Linked DNA regions of Homo sapiens: all the other regions are linked to region 1. Evidence: chromatin loops called from intact Hi-C (ENCODE). Cell type or tissue: heart left ventricle. All regions are shown on one strand.

Region 1 (8,000 bases):
CTAGATAGGGGTGAGGTGCCAGGACGGGGATGGGGTTCCTGTGGCTCTGCTGCTCTGGGGAACACCCCTAGGATTCAGAGTGTAGGCTGTGGTTGCTGCACTTCACTTGCCCGTGGGAAAGTGAGCAGTGGGTGTGGGGCTTCAGGTGACCCTACGTGGGAAACGGCCGAGGGAAGATGGGGTAGGTGGCACATAGAGGTTGTTTTTTTATTTTTTTATTTTTATTTTTGAGACGAAGTTTTGTTCTTATTGCCCAGGCTGGAGTGCAATGGTACAATCTTGGCTCACCGCAACCTCTGCTTCCCAGGTTCAAGCAATTCTCCTTGCCTCAGCCTCCCAAGTAGCTATGATTACAGGCATGCGCCACCATGCCTGGCTATTTTTTTTTGTATTTTTAGTAGAGACAGGATTTCTCCATGTTGGTCAGGCTGATCTCGATCTCCTGACCTCAGGTGATCCACCCACCTTGGCCTCCCAAAGTGCTGGGATTACAGGCATGAGCCACTGTGCCCGGCCAAGGATGTTTACCAATATTTGAAGGTCGGTTGTATAAAAAAGTGTTAGACTTGGCTGGGTGCATTGGCTCATGCCTGTAATCTCAACACTTTGGGAGGCTGAGGCAGGCAGATCACCTGAGGTCGGGAGTTTGAGACCAACCTGGCCAACATGGCAAAACCCTGTCTCTACTAAAAATACAAAAATTAGCCGGGCGCAGTGGCGGGCACCTGTAATCGCAGCTATTCAGGAGGCTGAGGCAGGAAAATTGCTTGAACCCAGGAGGGGGAGGTTGCAGTGAGCCAAGATTGTGCCACTGCACTCCATCCTGGGTGACAGAGCCAGACTCCATCTCAAAAAAAAAAAAAAAAAAAAGGAAAAGAAAAAATGTTAGTGTCACATGCATCCATGTGAAGAGACCACCAAACAGGCTTTGTGTGAGCAATAAAGCTTTTAATCACCTGGTGCAGGCAGGCTGAGTCCAAAAAGAGAGTCAGTGAAGGGAGTTAGGGATGGGGCAGTTTTATAGGACTAGGGTAAGCAGTGGAAAGTTACAGTTAAAGGGGGTTTTTCTCTTGCGGGCATGGTGGGGAGATCATAAGACTCATTGTCCAGAAGAAGAATGTCACGAGGTTGATCAGTAGATCAATTGGGACAGGGCAGGATCAAGTCATGACAGAATGTCATAAGGTTGGTCAATCGGTTAAGATAGGAGTTGGCTGTTTCCCTTCTTTTGTACTTGTCGGTTGCCTCAGGCCATCTGGATGTATACATGCAGGCTTGGGTTCAGAGGCCTGACATTCCTGTCTTCTTATATTAATAAGAAAAATAAAACAAAATAGTGTTGAAGTGTTGGGGTGGCGAAAAAATTGTTTTTGGGGTGGTATGGAGAGATAATGGGCCATGTTTCTCAGGGCTGCTTCGAGCAGGATTAAGGGCTGTGTGGACCTTAAAGAAAATTTTATAATAGGTTACATGGAATAGGAGTTTAGGCTGTGGGGAGATCTTGGGGCAGAGGATGGTACTATGGGGTTGTTAAAAGTAGCATTTGTCATATAGAATGATTAGTGATGGTCTGAATGTGGTTTTGTGTGAATTGAGAAACCAAACGGAAGACACAAGGCCCGAATAAGAGGAGAAAAAGAGGTACCAGAGGACTAAGAATTGGGAGGACCCAGGATGTCCAATTAGAGAGTGCCCAAGGGGGTTCAGCATAATTACTTGCTTGTTGGCGAGTTTTTGGGCTATATCCTTGAGTTTTTTTTTATATTGTCATATACTAGGCCAGATTGATTTAGGTAAAAGCAACACTCTTCATTTAAAAATATAGAGAGTCCTCCTTTTTCAGCAGTGAGTAAGTCAAGGCCTCGGCGGTTTTAGAGGACAACTGCAGCTAAAGAGTCAACCTTGGCCTGAAGGACTCATAGAGTTTGTGATATGTCTGTGATGCTAGCAGAGAAGTCATTAGAGAGGCTCTGGAAGGTCGTGACAGAGGCTGAAATGCCTGCTATTCCAGTTCTGAGCGCAATAGCGGAGGCAGAAAGTCCTAAACCGACAAGTAAGGGAATTAGTGGAATAACCTTTTTTTTTGTCATGTCGGTGTCATGAGAGGAACAGGAAGCTTTTCAGTCCCATTCGCAAATTGAATTTTGGGAGTAAGGTAAACTAGTGTGCATGTGCCTGTCCAATTAGCAGGTAGACACATGTAGGCAGAGGATCCACAGAGGAAGAAGAGACCTTGTGCAAGGCAAAACTGGAAATGCAAAGTAAAAAGATGAGAAGGAATACTAAAAGAGGTGTCTTGCACTCAGACTCCTAGGGATCCAGCTAGGGCGGCAGCCATCAGAGGTTGTAATGGGGACTGATGGGGTAACTGCATAGAGGGGGAGGTTCGATTTTCATGGTGTATGAGAAAACGTTGAGTGTCTACGAGCAACCTTTCACTGTTATTTACAGGGCTGGGTATAAGCAAACAAAAAGAGGGCCTGGGAGGAGAGTCTGACGAGCAAGGGGAAGGTAGTCAAGGATGGAGTGAAATACAGGGTAAGTGTCTTCCTAGGAAATAATAACTGCTAATGTTTTTAAGTTTGCCAGTATTGATAGAGGGCTTTTCTGTAATATGGAGCTGGGAGGCCCCAATTGTTTCAGTGATATGTGTAGTTGGGCTTTGGAGATGAAGAGTGAAGGAACACGGAGAAGGTGAAAGGTTACCTAGGGGAATTCCAGTGGGTCTTTGCCAAGAGATACATAAAGGAGTGGCCACAGGAATAGTAGTTTGTGTTGTGAGGGGTCCAAATATGGGGGGAGTAGAATTAATATAAGGAGAAAGATTTTTTAAGTAAGTGCGGAGAAGGGCGGCAGCTTGCTGATGTGAAATGTCTGGGGAGGTCTTGCTGGACCTGTCTAGAAAGTAAAGAATTTCTTTAGGAGGGTTAAGGTGAGGGCTGTTAAAGGAAGTTCGGAGGTGTAGGGAGACAGGAGATGTTGCTTAGTCTGTATGTAAGGCGGGGACAGCTGTGTAGGCACAGGAAGAAAGGGAAATGCAAAGCCAGCAATTGTTCTCTAAGGAGGGATCAGAGACGGCTAGGAGAGAGTGAATGAGACTGATAGTGTGGTGGAGATAGCTGGGGAGAGGTAGAGGGTGGCATAAGAATGGGAATGAGAATAAGAGTGAGTATAAAAGTAAAGAATAGAACTTCATCAGGGTGGAAGTATTGGAGGGTGCCCTGCCAGCAAAGATCATCTATCCACTCTAAGAGGGAGTTAAGAGTGGCAGTTTGGGGATAGCACCAGGAGATATCCACTGTGATGGTTTGGAGGAACAGTGTAAACTGGCAGTGTAAACAAGAGCAGGGCATTTATGAGTAGTTGAGAACGGTGAATAAGAGTATGACTAGACAGAAGATAGTAGGGATGACAAGTTTTTTGGGGTGCAGTCCAAGTAGTGGGGGTGACTGCATAAAGCCCTGTTGCAAAAAGTAGGGTAAGGATGAACAGACCTAGTAGAATGAAGGGACGTATTAGGCTCATGAGGGTTATTACTGTTCTTCAGAAATACAAGTGAGTTTAAGGGAAGTAGGGGAGAGTACTTGCGACTTCCAGGAGGAAGAGGAGAGATTAGGCTGGCTGTTTGATGGACACAGCTTTATTCTGGAATGGTGAACCCAATGGGGAGGATCCTGCAGGCGGACAGCAGTTGGGGTGCTAGAGATGACTAAGTAGGGTCCAGTCCATTGAGGTTGTAGAGTTTGAGGGGTCAGATTCTTAACAAGAACGGGTTGTCCAGCTAGGGTGTCTTCATATGGCTGGGAATCTGGAGTAGGCAAGAGAAGATTAGCAGCCTGGGGAATTTCCTGTCTAGCCTGCTGGAGGCCTGGAAGATAGTTGCCTAGAGGGCCGGTGTCTGGGACAAGGTTGGGGCCGAGCAAGAAAGTGTGTCCATGTAAAAGTTCAAATGGACTGTACCCTGTAGCATCTCGAGGACAGGCTCTAATTCTGAGAAGGGCAAGAGGTAAAAGTACTGTCCAGTCCTTTTTAAGTTGGAGACTGAGCTTGGTGAGGTATGTCTTTAAAAGACCATTAGTCCGTTCTACCTTTCCTGAAGATTGAGGGCGGTAAGGGGTATGAAGTTTGACTTATTTCAGCCTACAGAGAGTAGGATGAGAATTGGTGAGTGTGTATCAGACACATTTTGGCTCAGGATGGAAAAGAACTGTCACAGTAAAGTAAGTTTCCTTGGGAAATTACAAGTTTACTGGTGGAGTTCAGGCCTGAGCTGGGTGTCTGAAAATACCTGTTAGAGTGATTTCTAAGGTTACAAGGGCAGAGCTTGGCTTGAAACTAGGTTTCCCACTGATACCACATATTAGGTATTATACAAACTGTCTTTTGCAATGAGACACGGCCCTATGATGCAGGCTGAGCTCTCTGACAGTTACTTCCTGTCTTTGTGGGCGATTGTGATTTTATCTCCTTTGTGACCTGGACTTTACCTCCTACCCTTTGCTCTTGCCAGCCCTCCCACTTCCTTTACTGGTGACAAGGTTTAAGTGCATTTACTGATGATGGTCACAAGGTGGCAGCACTGCCTCACTGGTGTTTCCTAAGACCTCTGCTTGGACGTGGGCCAGTCTAAGGTGCTGTTAGGATTAAGGGCATGAATGAGGCTAAAGGTAAACTTTATTTTCCTTTTTTTATCCTGTGAAGTAACAGAATTTGAGGTGAGTGTGAAGTAATTGCATTTGAGAACTGGAAGTGCCATGTGTGGTGGCTCATGCCTGTAATCCCAACACTTTGGGAGGCTGAAGCAGGAGGATGGTTTGAGCCCAGGAGTTCCAGACCAGCCTGGGCAACATGGTGAGACCTCATCTCTACAAAAAATAAAAAAATTAGCCGGGCACGGTGACACATGCCTGTGGTCCCAGCTACTTGAGAGCCTGAGGCAGGAGGATTCCCTTGAACCCAGGAGGTCCAGGCTGCATTAAGCTATGATCCTGTCACTGCGTTCCATCCAGCCTGGGTGACAGAATGAGACTCTGTCTCAAAAAACTCCAAAAATGAATACAAAATTAAAAAGTCTGGTAGAAATGCTTCACAAACTTTAATGTGCTCACAGATCACCCAAAGATCTTGTTTAAATGCAGATTCTGATTCTTCTGGTGGGGCCTGAGAGTCTGCATTTCTTTTTTTTATGATTGGCATTTTCACAAGATTCTGCATTTCTAAGGAGCATTTGGACGATGTCATTGCTGCTGGTTGGTGGAGCACACTTTGAGTAGCAAGGCTTGAGTATCATTTAGAGATTAATTCTCACTGCATCTGATTTATGGATGGGGAGAGACTGAGGTGTGGAGATGGAATAGAGCTTGCCCTCCATAGCCATGCCCTCACCGCATGACTTTTTGCGTTTAAACCCAGGGCTTCAGCCTCTTTGTCCAGTCCTTGCCTCATGCATCACATGGCCCCTTCACTGTTGTTGGTGGCATCTCTTTAGCTTAGGAACTCAGAACCCCATTTTTATCACCCACTCTGGGCTTGGCTCAACATGTCACTTTGACTGGTTTTCCCCTTACTCAAAACCTTCACTGACTCTTCTGTAATTCACAAGATCAAGTTCGAATGTCTGTGTCCAGTGTTCATGCCTCTATAACATATGTATGATCCCCCTTTAGCAAGCTTACCTAACTTCCCTGGTTTTTGTTTTTGTTTTTGTTTTTGAGACAGAGTCTTGCTCTGTTGCCCAGGCTGGAGTGCAGTGGCACCATCTCGGCTCACTGCAAGCTCCGCCTCTCGGATTCACGCCATTCTCCTGCCTCAGCCTCCCTAGTAGCTGGGACTACAGGTGCCTGCCACCATGCCTGGCTAATTTTTTGTATTTTTAGTAGAGACGGGGTTTCACCGTGTTAGCGAGGGTGGTGATGGTCTCGATCTCCTGATCTCATGATCTGTCTGCCTCAGCCTCAAAAGTGCTGGGATTACAGGCGTGAGCCCACCGCGCCTGGCCACTTCCCTGTTTTTAAACCATCTCTTTCTGCTCTAGCTCTCCCTGTTCCTTCCTGTTCCCTACACATACTCTGTTCTGGTCTCTCTCAGTGGTAGTGGTGGTGGTATGGGCTCTGGTGTTAGACTCACTGAGTTTCTAATCCAACATCCACCAACAACCTTGGCAAGTTACTTCACCTTTTTGAGGATCAGCATCCTCCTGTGAAATAACCCCACATGGTGGTTGAGAGGAGTAAATAAAAAATCATCTGTACCTCATAAATATATATACCTACTATGTACCCCCAAATGTAAAAATTAAAAAAAAAGTAAAACGACATCTGCAAACCCGCTCTCATTCCTGAGACCCTCTTCAAAGCTAGCATCTACAGCAGTGCCTGCCACCTGGTTTCCTTGGCGTGTGTTTCTCCTTGTCTCTGCTTTCCTAAGGTTGAACCCTTCAGGACCTCACCTGAATCCCGTCTGTTCCATGAAACCTTTCCCAGCCATTCCTGACCCAGTTGATCCCTCGCTTCTATAAATTATTTTACCTATGTATGGGCATTTAATTACATGCCAGCCCTCTCAGTGAGACCCCATAGGGAGGCTGGAAGGGTATTGGATGTGTGCGAATTGAAGGTTAATTGAATGAATACTTTTCTTACTACCCACTGAGTGTTAGAGCTGCCGTCTCTTTTTTTCAGCTAGTCCCAGCGGCAGTTCCTCCTGCACCAGCTGCACCAGACCCTGGCAGGCATGTGAATACCTTAGGGATTGCTCTTGTCAGGGTCCTTCCTGCCTCTGGGTTTTGGTTAAATTGGTGTTTCCTTTTGCACGATATCAGTGGTCCCTCTAAGGGAGAGATTGATGATATCTCTTTATGGAAATGCCAAGATAATAACTGAGGAAGTTGAACTCAATATCTTATTGCTTAAACAGCCTGGTTACAGGAGATGTGTACACACTTTCTTGTTTCGTTAAAATTACAACAGTCTTTACTCTCTTACTTCAGAAGAGACTGGGGACAAAAGACCAAGTGGGAGTGTGGGCAACATAGGGAGACCCCATCTCTACAAAAAAAAAATTAGCTGGGTGTGGTGGTGTGTGCCTGTAGTCCCAGCTACTTTGGAGGTTGAGGTGTGAGGATCGTTTGAACCCAGGAGCTCAAAGCTGCAGTGAACTATGATCACGCTGTTGCACTCTGGCCTGGGTGATAGACCAAGAAAAAAAAAAAAAAACAAGTGGGGAGGACAGGGTGGTTTAGGGGAGTTAATGTACCTCTAACCTGGATTCTCTGAATTGTTCTTTCAATCATGTCTGGAAGTGTACATCTTTGTATGTGTGGTCATATATTTATATCACATCACTCATAATTCCCTGCCTGTCAGTGGCAATTAGGAGATCATGTCAGTCAGGCTTAGGATATTAAAATTATGTAGTATGTGCTTTCACTGGAGCAAAGGTTTCTCTGAAGTCTGGAGAGAAAATGGACCAGTAGGGCTGGACCCTTTACTTGGGGTCCTGCCTTCTCTTTTTATTGGACAGCAGCCTACTCAGCCATCACTTTCCCAATCAGGGGCTTTTTTTTTTTTTTTTTTGAGATGGAGTCTCGCTCTGTCGCCCAGGCTGGAGTGCAATGGCACGATCTCGGCTCACTGCAAGCTCCACCTCCCGGGTTCATGCCATTCTTCTGCCTCAGCCTCCTGAGTAGTTGGGACTACAGGCGCCCGCCACCATGCCTGGCTAATTTTTTGTATTTTTAGTAGAGACGGGGTTTCACGGTGTTAGCCAGGATGGTCTTGATCTCCTGAGCTCATGATCCACCCACCTCAGCCTCCCAAAGTGCTGGGATTACAGGCATGAACCACCGCGCCCGGCCAATCAGGGGCTTTTTAACCTTCCCATTTTCCTATAAAGGATCCATGCCAATGTTCAGATATATTTATTGTGCCTGGAACTGGATGTTCTTTTAAAAAGTGAATCCCAGGGATGGCTTCCTAGCAGATTTCCAGGATTCTAATCTT
Region 2 (8,000 bases), 330 kb after region 1:
GCAGTTTCTTCCTAGTCTCGATGGTCCTTACATTTTGGCATGATTTTGCAGTGTCTGGTACCAGTTGTTCCTTTCCATGTTTAGTGCTTCCTTCAGGAGGTCTTTTAGGGCAGGCCTGGTGGTGACAAAATCTCTCAGCATTTGCTTGTCTGTGAAGTATTTTATTTCTCCTTCACTTATGAAGCTTAGTTTGGCTGGATATGAAATTCTGGGTTGAAAATTCTTTTCTTTAAGAATGTTGAATATTGGCCCCCACTCTCTTCTGGCTTGTAGAGTTTCTGCCAAGAGATCAGCTGTTAGTCTGATGGGCTTCCCTTTGAGGGTAACCCGACCTTTCTCTCTGGCTGCCCTTAACATTTTTTCCTTCATTTCAACTTTGGTGAATCTGACAATTATGTGTCTTGGAGTTGCTCTTCTCGAGGAGTATCTTTGTGGCGTTCTCTGTATTTCCTGAATCTGAACTTTGGCCTGCCTTGCTAGATTGGGGAAGTTCTCCTGGATAATATCCTGCAGAGTGTTTTCCAACTTGGTTCCATTCTCCCCGTCACTTTCATGTACACCAATCAGATGTAGATTTGGTCTTTTCACATAGTCTCATATTTCTTGGAGGCTTTGTTCATTTCTTTTTATTCTTTTTTCTCTAAACTTCCATTCTCGCTTCATTTCATTCATTTCATCTTCCATCACTGATACTCTTTCTTCCAGTTGATCGCATCGGCTCCTGAGGCTTCTGCATTCTTCACGTAGTTCTCGAGCCTTGGTTTTCAGTTCCATTAGCTCCTTTAAGCACTTCTCTGTATTGGTTATTCTAATTATACATTCTTCTAAATTTTTTTCAAAGTTTTCAACTTCTTTGCCTTTGGTTTGAATGTCCTCCCATAGCTTGGAGTAATTTGATTGTCTGAAGCCTTCTTCTCTCAGCTCGTCAAAGTCGTTCTCCGTCCAGCTTTGTTCCGTTTCTGGTGAGGAACTGCGTTCCTTTGGAGGAGGAGAGGCACTCTGCTTTTTAGAGTTTGCATTTTTTCTGCTGTGTTTTTTCCCCATCTTTGTGGTTTTATCTACTTTTGGTCTTTGATGATGGTGATGTACAGATGGGTTTTTGGTTTGGATGTCCTTTCTGTTTGTTAGTTTTCCTTCTAACAGACAGGACCCTCAGCTGCAGGTCTGTTGGAGTACCCGGCCGTGTGAAGTGTCAGTCTTCCCCTGCTGGGGTGTGCCTCCCAATTAGGCTGCTCGGGGGTCAGGGGTCAGGGACCCACTTGAGGAGGCAGTCTGGCAGTTCTCAGATCTCCAGCTGTGTGCTGGGAGAACCACTGCTCTCTTCAAAGCTGTCAGACAGAGACATTTAAGTCTGCAGAGGTTACTGCTGTCTTTTTGTTTGTCTGTGCCCTACCCCCAGAGGTGGAGCCTACAGAGGCAGGCAGGCCTCCTTGTGCTGTGGTGGGCTCCACCCAGTTCGAGCTTCCCAGCTGCTTTGTTTACCTAAGTAAGCCTGGGCAATGGCGGGCGCCCCTCCCCCAGCTGTGCTGGTGCCTTGCAGTTTGATCTCAGACTGCTGTGCTGGCAATCAGCCAGACTCCGTGGGCGTAGGACCCTCTGAGAGAGGTGCGGGATATAATCTGGTGTGTCGTTTTTTAAGCCCATTGGAAAAGCGCAGTGTTCAGGTGGGAGTGACCTGATTTTCCACGTGCCATCTGTCACCCCTTTCTTTGACTAGGAAAGGGAACTCCCTGACCCCTTGCACTTCCCGAGTGAGGCAATGCCTCGCCCTGCTTCGGTTTGCGCACGTTGCGCCCACCCACTGACCTGCGCCCACTGTCTGGCACTCCCTAGTGAGATGAACCCGGTTCCTCAGATGGAAATGCAGAAATCACCCGTCTTCTGCATCACTCACGCTGGGAGCTGTAGACTGGAGCTGTTCCTGTTCGGCCATCTTGGCTCCTACTCCTTATTTTCGTATTTTATCTTTTGTGAATAATGCTGCAATCAACATTTCCATGTAAGTACCTGTTTGAGTCCCTGGATTAAATTCTTTGGGCCTATACCCAGGAATGGATGTTGTTTCAAATGAGAATTCTGTGATTAGCTTTTTGAGGAACAGCAAAACTGTTTCTCCTAGTGGCTGTACCTTTTTATATTCTCACCAGCAATGTATGAGGATTCCAAATTCTACATAATGCTGCTACTTGTTATTTAACATTTTAAAAGAATTGTAGCCAGTTTTGTAGGTGTGGTGTGGTGTCCCATTGCAGCTTTGACTTTGTATTTTCCTAATGACTAATGATGTTGAGTATCTTTTCATGTCCTTCTTGACTATTTCTATACCTTCTTTGAAGAAATGTCTATTTGAGTCTTTTGCCCATTTATAAACTGGATGGTTTGTCCTTTTGTTATTGAGTTGTAGCTAGTTCTTGATATTATTTGGACATGAAAACTGCGTATATGTGGTTTGCAAATATTTTCTCTCATTCTATGTCTATTAATTATTGTCTTAATAATTTCCTTTGATGCACAAAATGCTCACATCTTGATAAAGCCCTATTTATCTTGTTTTTCTTGTTTCTCATGCTTTTGTATCATATCTAAGAATCCATTGCACATTTGAGGTCATCAATATTTACCTCTATGTCTATTTTGAGATGTTTTTATTGTTATAGGTCTTATATTTAACTCACTGATGAATTTTTTAGAGAATGGTTTGATATGGTGGGAGGTAGAGTTATCTAAATTCACTGTTTTGCATGTGGTTATCTAGTTGTTTCTGCACTATCATTGGAAAGGAGAATTGTTCCTCCATTAAATTGTCTTGACACCCTCTTCAAAGAGTAATTCACCATAAGTGTGAGGGTTTATTTCTAGACTCTCAATTCTATCCCATTTGTCTTTATGTCTATTCTTTTGCCAGCAGCTTACGTCTATTCTTTGGCAGCAGCTTCTGTTTTAATAAGTGTACTCCTTTGTGAGATTTCAAATAAGAAAGTTCAAGTCCTACAATTTATTTTGGCAAGATTGTTTTGGCTATTCAGGGGTCCTTTTGTGAAAGGTGGGGAGGCCAATGTTTCACAATTGGGAAAGCCTTTTCTGTCTTCTTCATGGGGAAGTTTGGGAGAATCTTTTAAGAAACTTAATCTAAGCAGGTAAACTGTCACCATTTTATTTGCTGAAGTGCTATGTTAAAGTGTGCATTGCCTCTTGTGGAAGAATTGTGAGACCCTGGAAGCTCTTGCTCACATGGTGAGAGATAGTGAATTCCATGATGAGGGGCAGAGAGGACAGTGTTTTGGGATACAATGTTGTTGGGGGAGTTGTATACATCTCAACTTCTTTATGTCTCTGTACAGTGGGTGTAGGGACCAGCCACACAGGGTCGGTGGGTTTTTCTCCCCGTGTGCAGAGATGAGAGATTGTAGAAATAAAGACACAAGACAAAGAGACAAAAGAAAAGACAAATGGGCCTGGGGGACCACTACCACCAAGATGCGGAGACCGGTAGTGGCCCCGAATGCTAGGCTGCACTGATATTTATTGGATACAAGACAAAGTGTCAGGATAAGGAGTGTGAGCCATCTCCAATGATAGGTAAGGCCACATGTGTCACATGTCCACTGGACAGGGGACCCTTCCCTGCCTGGCAGGCAAGGCAGAGAGAGAGAGGAGAAAGAGAGAGAGCTTACAGCATTATTTCTGCTTATTAGAGACTTTTAGTACTTTCACTAATTTGCTATTGCTAAGTAAAGGGCAGAGCCTGGTGTACTGGATGGAACATGAAGGGGGAGTAGGAGCGTGTCCACTGAAGCACAACATCACAGGGAGGCAGTCAGGCCTTTGGATAACTGTGGGTGGACCTGACTAATGTCAGGCCCTCCACAAGAAGTGGAGGAGTAGAGTCTTCTCTAAACTCCCCCGGGGAAAGGGCGACTCCCTTTCCTGGTCTGCTAAGTAGTGGGTGTTTTTCCTTGACACCGAGGCTACCACTAGACCACGGTCCGCTTGGCAATGGGCATCTTCCCAGACGCTGGCATTACCGCTAGACGAAGGAGCCCTCTAGTGGCCCTGTCTGGGCATAACAGAAGGCTTGCACTCTTGTCTTCTGGTCACTTCTGACTATGTCTCCCCAGCTCCTATCTCTGTATCGTCTGGCTTTTCCTAGGGTATGATTATAGACCAAGGATTTTTATAATATTGGAATAAAGAGTAATTGCTACCAACTAATGATTAATGATATTCACATATAATCATATCTAAGATCTATATCTGGTATAACTATTCTTCTTTTATATTTTATTATACTGGAATGGCTCGTGCCCTCAGTCTTTTGCCTCAGCACCTGGGTGGCTTGCCGCCCACAAGTGGGCATCTCCATTGGACACAGTAGGTTTTGAAATCCTTGTTTATCCTCTGGGGTCTAGGTCTTGGCTTGCCTGTTAGCTGCAGCTGAAAGAGGTGTCTGCTAAGGCAATGACACCTGTGGGGAGAAGAAAGGTTCAGCAGAGTGAAAGTAGCTGAGGCTCAGAGAGGCCAGGAAAGTCTGACTCTTAGAAACCGTGGGTCAGCAGATGGGTGTCCTCACGGGTACATGGGCGATGCCGGTAGCCACTGCAGTGGACTGGAAGAAGGTAAGTGATGCTGGGTATCCCATGTTCTCTCTCAGCTCTGCAGCTGAAGATTTGGGCCTTGGGCTGGTACGGCCCTGCAGCAGGGGAAGGGTACACAGGAATGGCTGCATATCGGGACGAAGTCCATGTCATCTTCTTAGGCATTGTTACTGCAGATGGAGGATTCTGTTCAGAGACCTGGCCTGGACACATGGGAGGGCCCACCCCATTCTTTTAAAATTATTTTAAGAGAACAGTATTAGCAAATGTGGTACATGTCTTATTCTGCTAGAATCAGTCTTATTGTCACGTTTTACAAAGTATCTTTTAGGAAATGGTGAGAGCCATCCACACTATGTGGATTTAAAGGGGACTCTAGTATAATTTCAGCTTTCCTACTCTTTATAGAAACCATCTTCTCTGCAAACACACAGGCAATATCTCTGTGTTCATTTCTATTGGGAGCCCTGTATGCAAGGTGGAGAGTGCCACATTTCCCTCTGAGATGTTATGTAAAAGTTTGAGGTGGAGATGACATATCTGACACTCTGTTGTTACACTCAGAAGCTACTACATGTGAAATTCTAATGACTGCATTATCCTGCCAAATAAAAGGCAGGCATGAGCAAGGACAGTAAAGAGGGGTGAGAGCCTCATCATGATGGGGAGTCTTGTTCTGACATCTTGGGAAAAACTGTCCACAGTGTGAAGTCATCAACTTCTTGTCCTGGTTTACAATTTGAGTGGCTGTTGTTATGGTGTCAAACATTTTAGTGAGTTCTGAGTGGCTCACGCTTCAGGTACAAGGGTTTTCCCATGAAATTTACATTGAGTTGTCCACCTCCAGCTTATAGGGCTTCTGGAACAGAATGGGTCTTGCTCTTAGTGATTCCATGGGAGAAAATGGAATTGGAGGAACTAGTAGAATTCAGGGTAATGTTCAGTTTACAGGTGGATAATAAAAACACAGAAACAATGAACAGAGCTGCAATCTCATAACCGGTGTACTACAGTTTTTATTTTCCACGTAATTTTTGTCTCTACGGGCATCTCTAGTTTTACCAATGATAATTTCAGTAGAATAAGTTTGTTTGCAAAATAGGTTGAGTTTCTTCAAACGTGGTCTGATTCTTTACATAAGTGCAGCAAGAGTAGCAATGGACCATGTAGGGTCTCTTTTAAAATTTTCTTTCCTCTAAGTTTTTATAAGGAATCTGAGATTAAACTTTTACAAACCTCTTGAGAATAGGAAGCCAAACCAAGGCTGACTTCAGACTTTGCCTGCAGTTCATATTGGTTCATTCTATGTATATTCTTAAATATAACATCCCAGTCAAAGCCTTGGTAATATAACCAATGATTTGAAATGTGTCCTGTTACAAAGAGAGCAGATTGTTACTGTACTTGTGCAAATATGTGTATTACCATAAACATATCAATTCTCATGAATAGTTGCCCAATTCTGGGGCAGTCAGGTAGAGAGCAAAAGTAAATATTTCAATAATTGTTCCCAGAAGTATAGTTTATTGAACTGCTATAAGCTATAGATAGATTAAAAGAAAAAAATTCCATAAATGTAGAATACAAACCATTTAAAGAATCAGCAAATTTTCAAATAAAAATCATAAAAACATTATCCTCATTATTATCAATATTTCAATGAAGTCAATGTTTTTCCTGCTTGGTAGGCTGAGAGTTTTATGAAGATATCAGCCTGTTAGTTAAAGTTTTTGGAAGTTCTTAGACAGTCCTGTGGGATAATGTGAAAGTTATCGGAAACTTGTATTAAAGAGTACTTGTCAGCATCTTTTCTACAAATCTCCTTGAAAAGGAAGCAATTTTGGACTGTAGCTGATTGGAAATGCTTTGAAGAAGAATAAAAACAATGTCTGTTAGTGGGAAAGATTTTAAATGACTATGGTTAAAACTCTGATGAGAATTCATTGATAACACAGCTCACATAAAAAGTTAGTTACTTCTGTAGTATATGACATTGTGGCTGATAACATACTTAATTTCTAGGAATCTCATACAATTTCTGGAACAATCATATCAGTAACATATCCATAAATATAACATAGAGAAGGTTTAGCATCCTTTACCATTTATGATTTGAAAATGCTTTTCATATAATTTTACATATCAAATAAAGTGGCTTTTCCATGTAGCTTGTGTTTCTCAACAGGATTACTGAGTTCTTGGTGGAGGCTGTTAATGAATTGGGCCAAGAAAGTATAGGCTTATGTATGCTGAAAAATTTCCCTAGATAATTCCAATACTCCCAGCTAATAATCATGAATTTAGGTCTAAATTTTACCTATTAGAACAGCTGTTATTTATCCTGGTTACACATTAGTAGCATCTGGGAAGACTTAAAAATTACCAATGCCTGAGTCTCACTTTAGACCATTAAATTGGATCCTATGGGTGGGGCTTGGGCATCCATTTAAAAAAATGTTTTCTGGTGATTCCAATGTGTAGCTGTATTTCCCCTCAGATTTCTCTGATTTCTTTTGGCATTCACTTTTTTCTATTTTGGTATTATAATTATTTTTTGGGTCTTATCATCTATCTTAGGCTTTATGTTCCTTGGGGTAGAAACCTTGCCTTCTTCATTTTTGTATCTTTCACGAACATATGAGTTGGTCATCAGGAAAATGTTCTCAATCACAAGTAGGTTGTGTTCTGAGTCTCAGGTTTACACATTAATGCTTGAGTCATTGTTCTCTGGGAGGTGAGAGGTTGCTTGTGATGAAGGGTATGGGTAAGCCCATACTGCAGATGGTAGATGGGAGATCACCCTGTTTTCAGCCATAGCATTGGAACTAAGCATTCTATGTGTATATCAGGTGGAGGGGAAGGGATGTGTAGAAAGACAGATTTAATTAGAATGGAGGAATTATACTAGGGAATAGAAGTATTTAAAGCAACAAAAATTAGTAAAGAGAAGAAATGTGAACTTATCAAATAGGCAAGAGTAGATCCCTGAAGATTTTTGAATAGGTGAGTTAACTAGAATTTAGGAAGCTAATAAGACAGTCATACACAAGGAAGATTTCAAAGACTGGAGATAAGTCAAGCAGTACCTCTAGCAGTTGTTGAGGTTGTGGGAATGGAGAGAATGACAAAAGTGAGAAATGTTATAAAAAAGGATCAAGAGGGTTTTATAAGGTATTGAATCTGGGAAACAAATGAGCAGAGACTGAGGATAATCACTTGTAGGAGACAGTGGGGTACAGGGAGCATGAAGAACAGGGGAGAAGAGACCTGCAGGAATAAATGCTGAGAAGCAGGAGTTTAGTGGGAGGAGGAGGAGATCCAGTCCCAAATACCGGCAAAGAAGTCCTTTCCCTCTCCCAAGCAAGGCAGTCAGCCCTGCAGGAAACAGGACAAAAGGAAAAGCCA
Region 3 (8,000 bases), 150 kb after region 1:
CATGGTAAAACTCTGTCTCTAATAAAAATACCAAAATTAGCTAGGGGTGGTGGCATGCACCTGTAGTCCCAGCTACTCGGGAGGCTGAGGCAGGAGAATCGCTTGAACCCGGGAGGCAGAGGTTGCAGTGAGCTGAGATCGCACCACTGCACTCCAGCCTGGCCACAGAGACTCCGTCTCAAAAAAAAAAAAAAAAAAAAAAAGAAATAAAAAGAATTATTATTTCTTTCTCAATAGGAAAATGATATTTTCTGCCAGGTTTTCTATGAATTAGCATTAAATTATCCATAGTCACCTGACCTGAAGCTTGCACAGAGGAGGCGCTCACACAAACAGCACGGGTTATTATTTGCCTCCATGAGAGGGTCCCCTTGGCATGATCCCTGCTGGACAAGTTGCTGTTAGGAACATCTTTCTTCTATTTCTGTCCCTGGGGACACTGAACTTTCTATGGAGTCTCCTAAGCCTCCCAGGCCAGTTGGCTGATGGCCTAAGAAGCTTGTCCATCTGTCCTCTCCACTCTGAGTCTCAGGTGAAGGACAAGACTCTGTCCTTGCCCAGATGAGGCTCTGGGGTCTAAGCCCTGGCTGGTGAGCAGCTCCAGGAGCCACAGCCCTTGGATGGCTGGTAAATCTTTGCTCCTAGTTGGCCCTGCCCAGGAGGCTACAACCCAGTGCTGGCACAGGTTTCCCAGGGTTACCTGGAGTCAGGATCCTGGGACAGGGGTCTGGAGCAGGGGCTTCCAGGGATGAACTTCTCTGTGAGGATCCCAGGATCCCAGGGAGCCCCTCAGGTCAGGCCCTGACCCAGTTCTTTAGAGTTTTTCTCAGGGTCAGGTCCATGGGGAGGGCACGGGGTGCCTGGCTGAGTCTGATCTCCTTCTGCTGAGTCCCCCCATCAGACTGTCATTCCTCTGCCGTGAGTGTCTGCAGGGTCTGGATGCAGGAAAGGAATTCTGGTCTGTGGAAGTCTGTCTCCCCTGAGTGTGTCCTGCACTAAATGTCCAAACCCTAAAGTGGGATGTAATGCAGAGAGGGACATGGGCACAGCCCAGGCCTAACAATCCTGTGTGTGGGAAGTAGAACTGACCCCCAACACCCAGAGGTCATGGGGAATCACTCACGATGTACGCTGAACTGGCCAGTTACTTCTTCACTCATAAGATTTAGCTTTATGACTTGTAGGGTGTAGGATCCTGTGTCATTTCTGGTGACGTTCCGCATCAGCAGGGATGCATTGGGGTATATTGTCTCTCGATTGCTGTATGCAGGCCCTGGGGTAATCTGTTGATTTGATATTACATATCCTATAATTCGACGGTTGGCATCCACTGTTTCCCCTTTGTACCAGTTGTAGCCACGAGGGTCCTGGGGCAGATTGTGGACAAGTAGAAGAACCTCCTTCCCCTCTGCAGCATTGGATGGCACAGCTTCAATAGTGAGCTGAGCAGTGGTGGGCGGGTTCCAGAAGGTGAAAAGTGAGGCTAGGAGGGGGAGAGAGCATCAAGCAATATTGCAACATATGTATTGGAGTAGAAAAATGGGGACATCAGCTTTGGAGTTTGTGTGTTTTTATGTGTGTGTATGTGTGTGTGTCCTACTGAGTCAATGTCAGCAGCACAGCCCCCATTTCTTCAACACCTCTGACCTTGGCATTTCCCTGGTGGAATCCTCTTCTTCAGGGTTCTGCACGGCTCCCTCCACACTGCCCTCAGATCCTGCTCACATCAGGGCATCCTTGGGAGACCCTTTCTCTGACACCTCCTCTAGAGACACTGGGTCTTCCCTTTCTGACCTTTCCCTGCTGTGTTCCTTCCAGGGCTCCTGTCAGCGCCTGACCTCACATTCTAGATCTCTTTGTCTGTCTTCCTCCCCAGGAGAGTGTGAGCTCTGTGAGGGCAGGGACTTGTGTGGTGTTGGCTGCACCCCAGTGCCTGGGACAGGCTTCAGACTCCTGTGGATGAGTTCCTGAGCATTCCCTGGGCCCTCTGCTTCCTGAGGCTTATTTGCCAATGTCTGACATTGTTGGCTGAGGACAATGTTTCATACCCTGGTTATGCTTTATTTGAAGTGTCATCTGGTATGGTTATTATTATCATTTTTCAAAATGTAGTGGCCAGTGATGATTAACCAGGAATATGGAACACTTGAGATGTTCCTGCCTCTTACCAATTCCAGTTCAATGTGATTTTCCTGTTGTGACCCCTTCCCCTCTCTTGTGTCCTCTCCTCTATTAAGGCTCCAACAGAAGTCCTCTGTCCCCTCTCAGAGCCCCGTCCTCCCCAGGAGACCCCAGCCAGTCACTGTGTTTCCTCCTCCTGTCCTTTCCCAGGAAGTCCTCTCCTCACCTGTGAGCAGGAGCCCCTGCCAGGGGATGCGCCATCTGCAGGAAGGGGCTGAGATGGGCCCCATGGTCTCTGCTGCCTGCGTGTTCTCCTCTGTGGAGATGAGCCTGGGATCCAGAAACTTTCTGAGCACGGCTGTCAGCTGTGCTGTCCTTCCTCCTTTTGTGCTGAGCCTCTTCCCGGGGCAGGAGCACTTCTCAGGCTCATGGGCGGGGTCTGTGCCCAGGACACCTCTCTGTCCCCTCCCCTCTCAGTCCTGCCTCCCTGTCCCTCCTTTCCCTTTATTTTCTGTCTGTGTTTCAGGCCCCTGGGAATTGCTGAGGTCTCTGACTCCTTCAGCAGTGATTCTCTCACCCAACCTCTGCACACACTATGCAGACACACACACACAGAGACACACACATACACAAAGAGACACACACAGTCACACATACACCCTGGAGACTGGGTGAGCACAGCCCTGTGCCCTCAGCATCCTGCAGCCTATGTCTCCAGGTCGGGGTGCACAGTCGCTCCCCCTGCCCTCTCCCATCCCCATCTGGCTCTTCCCTTCAGATCAGGAGGTCAGCGCTCCGCAAGGACCCTGTCACAGGGACACCACCACTGAGCTTTGGGGAGGTGTGTGCTCACTGGTGAGAGGGATCCTCCCCCTCTCTCATTGTGTCAAGCTTGGTTGCAGCTTCCAAGGATGGACATTCAATGCCCTGGATATCCCAGAGGGGACTGTCCTTACTGGTGGTGTGCAGGGCAAATAATCTCTTATGCCTCCTGAGAGAGAGGGCTGTTCTGGTTGGTCAGTGGGGGCTGTGGGCCTAGTGGTCATCAGGGACAGGTATCAGCCATTCTCTTGCTCTTTGGGTTCTGGCAGCTGAGCTGGGGCTCGGGCCTTCCATGTTCTCTCTGACCATCTTGGGTGTCCTCTGTTTTCGCCCGGCTGACTGTCCTGTGGTCACCCCACCTTCCCTATGGTTGGTGCAGCAGGAAGTGGGGAGTTGCCCAGGGGCCCCACAAGACAGTGCTCTCTGAGATCCAGGAGAGGGAGCCTGGGACAGAGCAGGGGCTCAGAGCTGGAGAGACTCATCCCAACTTACTCTGCAGCCAGGATGGGCTCAGCCCTCCCCATGCTGATATCCCCTGGGGTCTGTCCTAAGGGTTTGGACCTGGTCAGGCCCCTCTGTGTAGAGAAAGGATGGGCAGCGGCCGGGGAGCCCGTCTGGGGGGACGTTGCTCACACCTGAGAGGGCAGGTAGGGGTGGGCCATGTTCTGGGAACAAAGGGAGCTCATTCCTTGCCCCCCAGCTTGTGTACATGAGAGAGCGCTGTCCTCCCTCCTGGCTTCACGAAGGACAGCAGGGGGCAGGTGGCTACATCCCAGACAGTGCCTGGGCGTGACCATCACATACTCTCCGAGCCTCCTGGGGTGCAGAGGGAAGGTCATAGGGTGCCTGGCTGATTCCCCAGAGGCACTGTGGGCCCTCAGGCAGCTGTGGTTCTGTCAGCGCTGGGCTCAGCCTGCCATGCCGTAGAGAACAGGACACACGGAGCAGGGGCGGGTATTTAGGGAGCAGTCACAGAAAGAGTTGATGAGGATGGAGGGAGGTCACGAGGGGAAAGCGCCCAGTGTGGCATCCCGTGCACCAGCGCTGCCCTGGGAGATGCCTTAACTAGGCCCAGGGAAGGATTGGGTGTGTGGGGCAGGAGCTGCCTGCAGAGGGGGCGGCCTCATGTTGCCGGCTGCCTGGCTGCAGGGAGGAGCTGACAGAGTCCGTATGGGGAGCTTGGAGGGTAAGGAGGACGTGGGCCGAGGTGCCCTGGTGAGGGTGGACCCTGCTGGGCTGTGGGTTCCGCTGAGGGAGGTCAGCAGCCCCTGGGAAGGCTCCAGGCTGGAGGGACTCTGTCGCCCTCTGGTGGACTGGAAGGGAAGTGTGGGTGGCCGCAGTCCCAGGTCCGGCTGCGTGTTTTATTCCACATGGATCTGCACATTTCACACGAGGTCACCCACATGTTATGTCGAGCTCCATCACATTCCACATCCGTGTTTTTCTCTGTGGCTGATTCTCTGGTGTGATCTCTGAGCCTGTGTTAGTCCTCCTCACAATGGTCACAGCTGTGTGTGGAGATCTAATGGGGTGTGTGTGGCTCATGTGCTCACACAGAGTGTCCTGGGGTCAGGCTTTATGACCTACCCTGCCCCAACTCCACAACAAGATCTGAATAATGCGCCAAGTAAGATAAAGTCAGAATCCATGGGGGAGGGTGAGAGTCCTGGCAGTGCTGAGGTCTGTGTCTCCAGCTTAACTCTCAGTCTCTTTGCAAATACATTTATGTTGTGCATCTGCAGTTGGCTGGGCAGTTTCATGTCTCTGAATCCTTGAATCTCTCTGTGGATAAGGTCATGTAGGGACTGCATGTAAGTGTATGAGGGCTATCTGATTAGGGTGGGTATGTTTTACGTAGTAGGTTTTCTTCACCAAAGACTTTTCAAAAAATTGTGGTAGAGTGTATATATGTACATTCATATATCACCTCCACTTCCTGAGTTCAAGCGATTCTCCTGCCTCAGCCTCCCAAGTAGCTGGGACTACAAGCGTGCACCACCATGCCGGGCTAATTTTTGTATTTTTAGTAGAGGTGGGGTTTCACCATGCTGGCCAGGCTGGTCTCAAACTCCTGAACTTGTGATCTACCTGCCTCAGCCTCCCAAAGTGCTGGGATTACAGGCATGAGCCACTGCACCCGGCCTGTATATCTTCTTTGAAGAAATGTCTATTTGAGTTTTTGCCCATTTATAAACGGGGTGGTTTGTCTTTTTGTTATTGAGTTGTAGCAGTTCTTTATATATTCTGGACAGGAAGCTCTTCTATATGTAATTTGCAAATTTTTTCTCCCATTCTGTGCCTGGTCTTTTCACTTTCTTCATAATGTCCTTTGATGCACAAAAGGCTTGCATCTTCATAAGGCTTAATTTATCTCTTTTTCCTTGTTGTTGCTCATGCTTTTGTGTCATATCTAACAATCCATTACCACATTCGAAGTCATCAAGATCTACCCCTCTTTTTCTTTTTTTAAAAAATATATATTTTATTTACATAGGTTTTTTGGGGAACCGATTGGTATTTGGTTACATGAGTAAGTTCTTTAGTGGTGATTTTTGAGATTTTGGTGCACCCATCACCCAAGCAGTATACACTGAACCCAATTTGTAGTATTTTTTCCCTCACTCCCTTCCCACCCTTTTTACCTGAGTCCCCAAAATCCATTTTGTAATTCTTATGCCTTTACATCCTCATCACTTAGCTCCCACTTATGAATGAGAACATACGATGTTTGGTTTTCCATTCCTGAGTCACTTCACTTAGAATAATAGTCTTCAATCCCATCCAGGTTGCTGAGGATGCCATTAATTCATTCCTTTTTATGGCTGAGTAGTATTCCATCATACACACACACACACACACACACACACACACACACACACACACATATATATACATACCAAGTTTCTTTATCCACTCATTGATTGATGGACATTTTTGTTGGTTCCACATTTTTGCAATTGCAAATTGTGCTGCTATAAACATGCATGTGCAAGTATCTTTTTGTATAATGACTTCTTTTCTTCTGGGTAGATACCAAAAGTGGGATTGCTGGATCAAATGGTAGTTCTACTTTTAGTTCTTTAAGGAATCTCCACACTGGTTTCCATAATGGTTGCACTAGTTTACATTCCCACCAGCAGTGTAGAAGTGTTCCCTTTTCACAACATTCATACCAACATCTATTATTTTTTATTATGGCCATCGTTGCAGGAGAAAGGTGGTATTGCATTGTGGTTTTGATTTGCATTCCCTGATTATTAGTGATGTTGAGTATTTTTATATGTTTATTGGCCATTTATATATCTTTCTTCAAGAATTGTCTATGCATGTCCTTTGCCCACTTTTTGATGGGATTGTTTGTTTGTTTTTTCCTTGCTAATTTGATTGAGTTCATTATAGATTCTAGATATTAGTCCTTTGTCAGATGTATAGATTGTGAAGATTTTCTCCCACTCTGTGGGGTGTCTGTTTACTCTGCTGACTGTTCCTTTTGTCGTGCAAATGCTCTTTAGTTTAATTAAGTCCCAGCTATTTATCTTTGTTTTTATTGCATTTGCTTTTGGGTTGTCATGAACTCTTTCCTAAGCCAATGTCTAGAAGGGTTTTTCTGATGTTATCTTCTATAATTTTTATAGTTTCAGGTCTTAGATTTAAGTCCTTATCAATCTTGAGTTGATTTTTGTATAAGGTGAGAGATGAGGATCCACTTTCATTCTTCTACATGTGGCTTGTCAATTATTCCAGCACCATTTGTTGAATAGGGTGTCATTTTTCCACACTATGTTTTTGTTTGCTTTGTCAAAGATCAGTTGACTGTAAGTATTTGGGTTTGTTTCTGGGTTCTCTGTTCTGTTCTATTGTTTCATCTGCCTATTTTTATACTAGTACCATGCTGTTTTGGTGACTATGGCTTTATAGTATAGTTTGGAATCAGGTAATGTGATGCCTCCAGATTTGTTCTTTTTGCTTAGTCTTGCTTTGGCTGTGTGGGCTCTTTTTGGTTCTATGTGAATTTTAGAATTTTTTTTTCTAGTTCTGTGAAGAATAATGGTGGTATTTTGATGGGAATTGCATTGGATTTGTAGATTGCTTTTGGCAGTATGGTCATTTTCACAATATTGATTCTACCCATCCATGAGCATGGGATGTATTTCCATTTGTTTGTGTCATCTCTGATTTATTTCAGGAGTGTTTTGTAGTTTTCCTTGTAGAGATCTTTTACCACCTTGGTTAGGTATATTGCTAAGTATTTTTTTCCAGTATTGTAAAAGGAGTTGAGTTCTTGATTTGATTCTCAGCCTGGTCACTGTTGGTGTATAGGAGAACTCCATCACATTCCAGACCCATGAGTCCGTCTCTGTGATTGCAAGTTCACTGCCCTGCCTCTTTCACAGTCAGATGTTCCAAATGCAGATTTTGTGTCACCTTCTGTGAGTTTGTGTTTGTGTGCAGTAGGTTGTACTGTGTATGCCCGGGGTGCAATGATGCCTTGAGCTGAGCACTGGGCAGGGGTTTGGGAGCAGAAGAGGGAGGTGCAGGGCGGGAATATCAATGTTAGGGGAGCAGGGGGAGCAGGGACAAATCATCTTCATTTCTTGTTGTCAGGGACAAATTCTGGGGCACAGCACCTGGTTCTGGGGCACAGCAACCCACTGTTTGTGTTCCTGGGTGTTGTGAGTGCTCATAATTTCATGTGTCCTTGGCATCCATTTCTTAAGGTGTAAGCTTAACTGCCTCATATCAGAGGCAGGACTTGGTCACCATGACAGTTTCCAATACTGTACCCGGTCAAAAAGGCTCCAGTTGGTGGCCAGAGATAAAATCTTAGAGGCATCTCTCCTGGGCTCCCCTCCCTCCAGCTGCTTCCTTTAAACTGATCATTCTGACATTTGTCCTCAAATTTAAAGTGACCACCTCTCAGTCACAGTATGATCTCCTTGACCCAGTGTTCACTTGTTTTAAACCTGTCCATTAAAGCTCCCTGTTGTAAACCTGTCGGATAACTCTGTGGACCCAGTAAAGCCACTGGCTTACAGGACTCTTCTCTCCTCCCTCCC

Evidence for each region. Peaks named below come from ENCODE experiments on the same cell type or tissue, not always from the same donor. Only the 100,000 strongest peaks of a DNase experiment are listed, where the experiment ranks them.
Region 2: a loop joins it to region 1, with 11 times the contacts of the local background. A loop is called at or near these places in 5 of 110 quality-filtered maps.
Region 3: it touches region 1 in a loop (12-fold over the local background); 40 of 110 quality-filtered maps call a loop at or near these places.

The regions. Positions count from the first base shown.
Region 1 is chr19:42,446,067-42,454,066 of GRCh38, forward strand. All of the region lies in intron 1 of LIPE-AS1 (LIPE antisense RNA 1), which reads left to right. Among named protein-coding and RNA genes, the nearest start is that of CXCL17, 7.1 kb to the left of the region's middle. In heart left ventricle, a CTCF peak has its summit at 4,573 (motif pointing right); a DNase peak (open chromatin) is centred at 4,595; H3K27ac peaks cover 847 bases.
Region 2 is chr19:42,773,164-42,781,163 of GRCh38, forward strand. No RefSeq gene overlaps it. Among named protein-coding and RNA genes, the nearest start is that of PSG8, 11 kb to the left of the region's middle. RefSeq lists enhancers at 943-1,443, 1,444-1,944. In heart left ventricle, CTCF peaks have their summits at 4,051 (motif pointing left) and 4,250; a DNase peak (open chromatin) is centred at 4,018; H3K27me3 peaks cover 1,348 bases.
Region 3 is chr19:42,592,418-42,600,417 of GRCh38, forward strand. It overlaps CEACAM8 (CEA cell adhesion molecule 8), which reads right to left and starts at 2,507. Exons shown (of 6, transcript NM_001816.4): 1 at 2,348-2,507; 2 at 1,124-1,483. The coding sequence starts at 2,411. All of the region lies in intron 2 of LIPE-AS1 (LIPE antisense RNA 1), which reads left to right. RefSeq lists an enhancer at 3,840-4,340. In heart left ventricle, a CTCF peak has its summit at 4,248 (motif pointing left); a DNase peak (open chromatin) is centred at 4,254; H3K27me3 peaks cover 832 bases.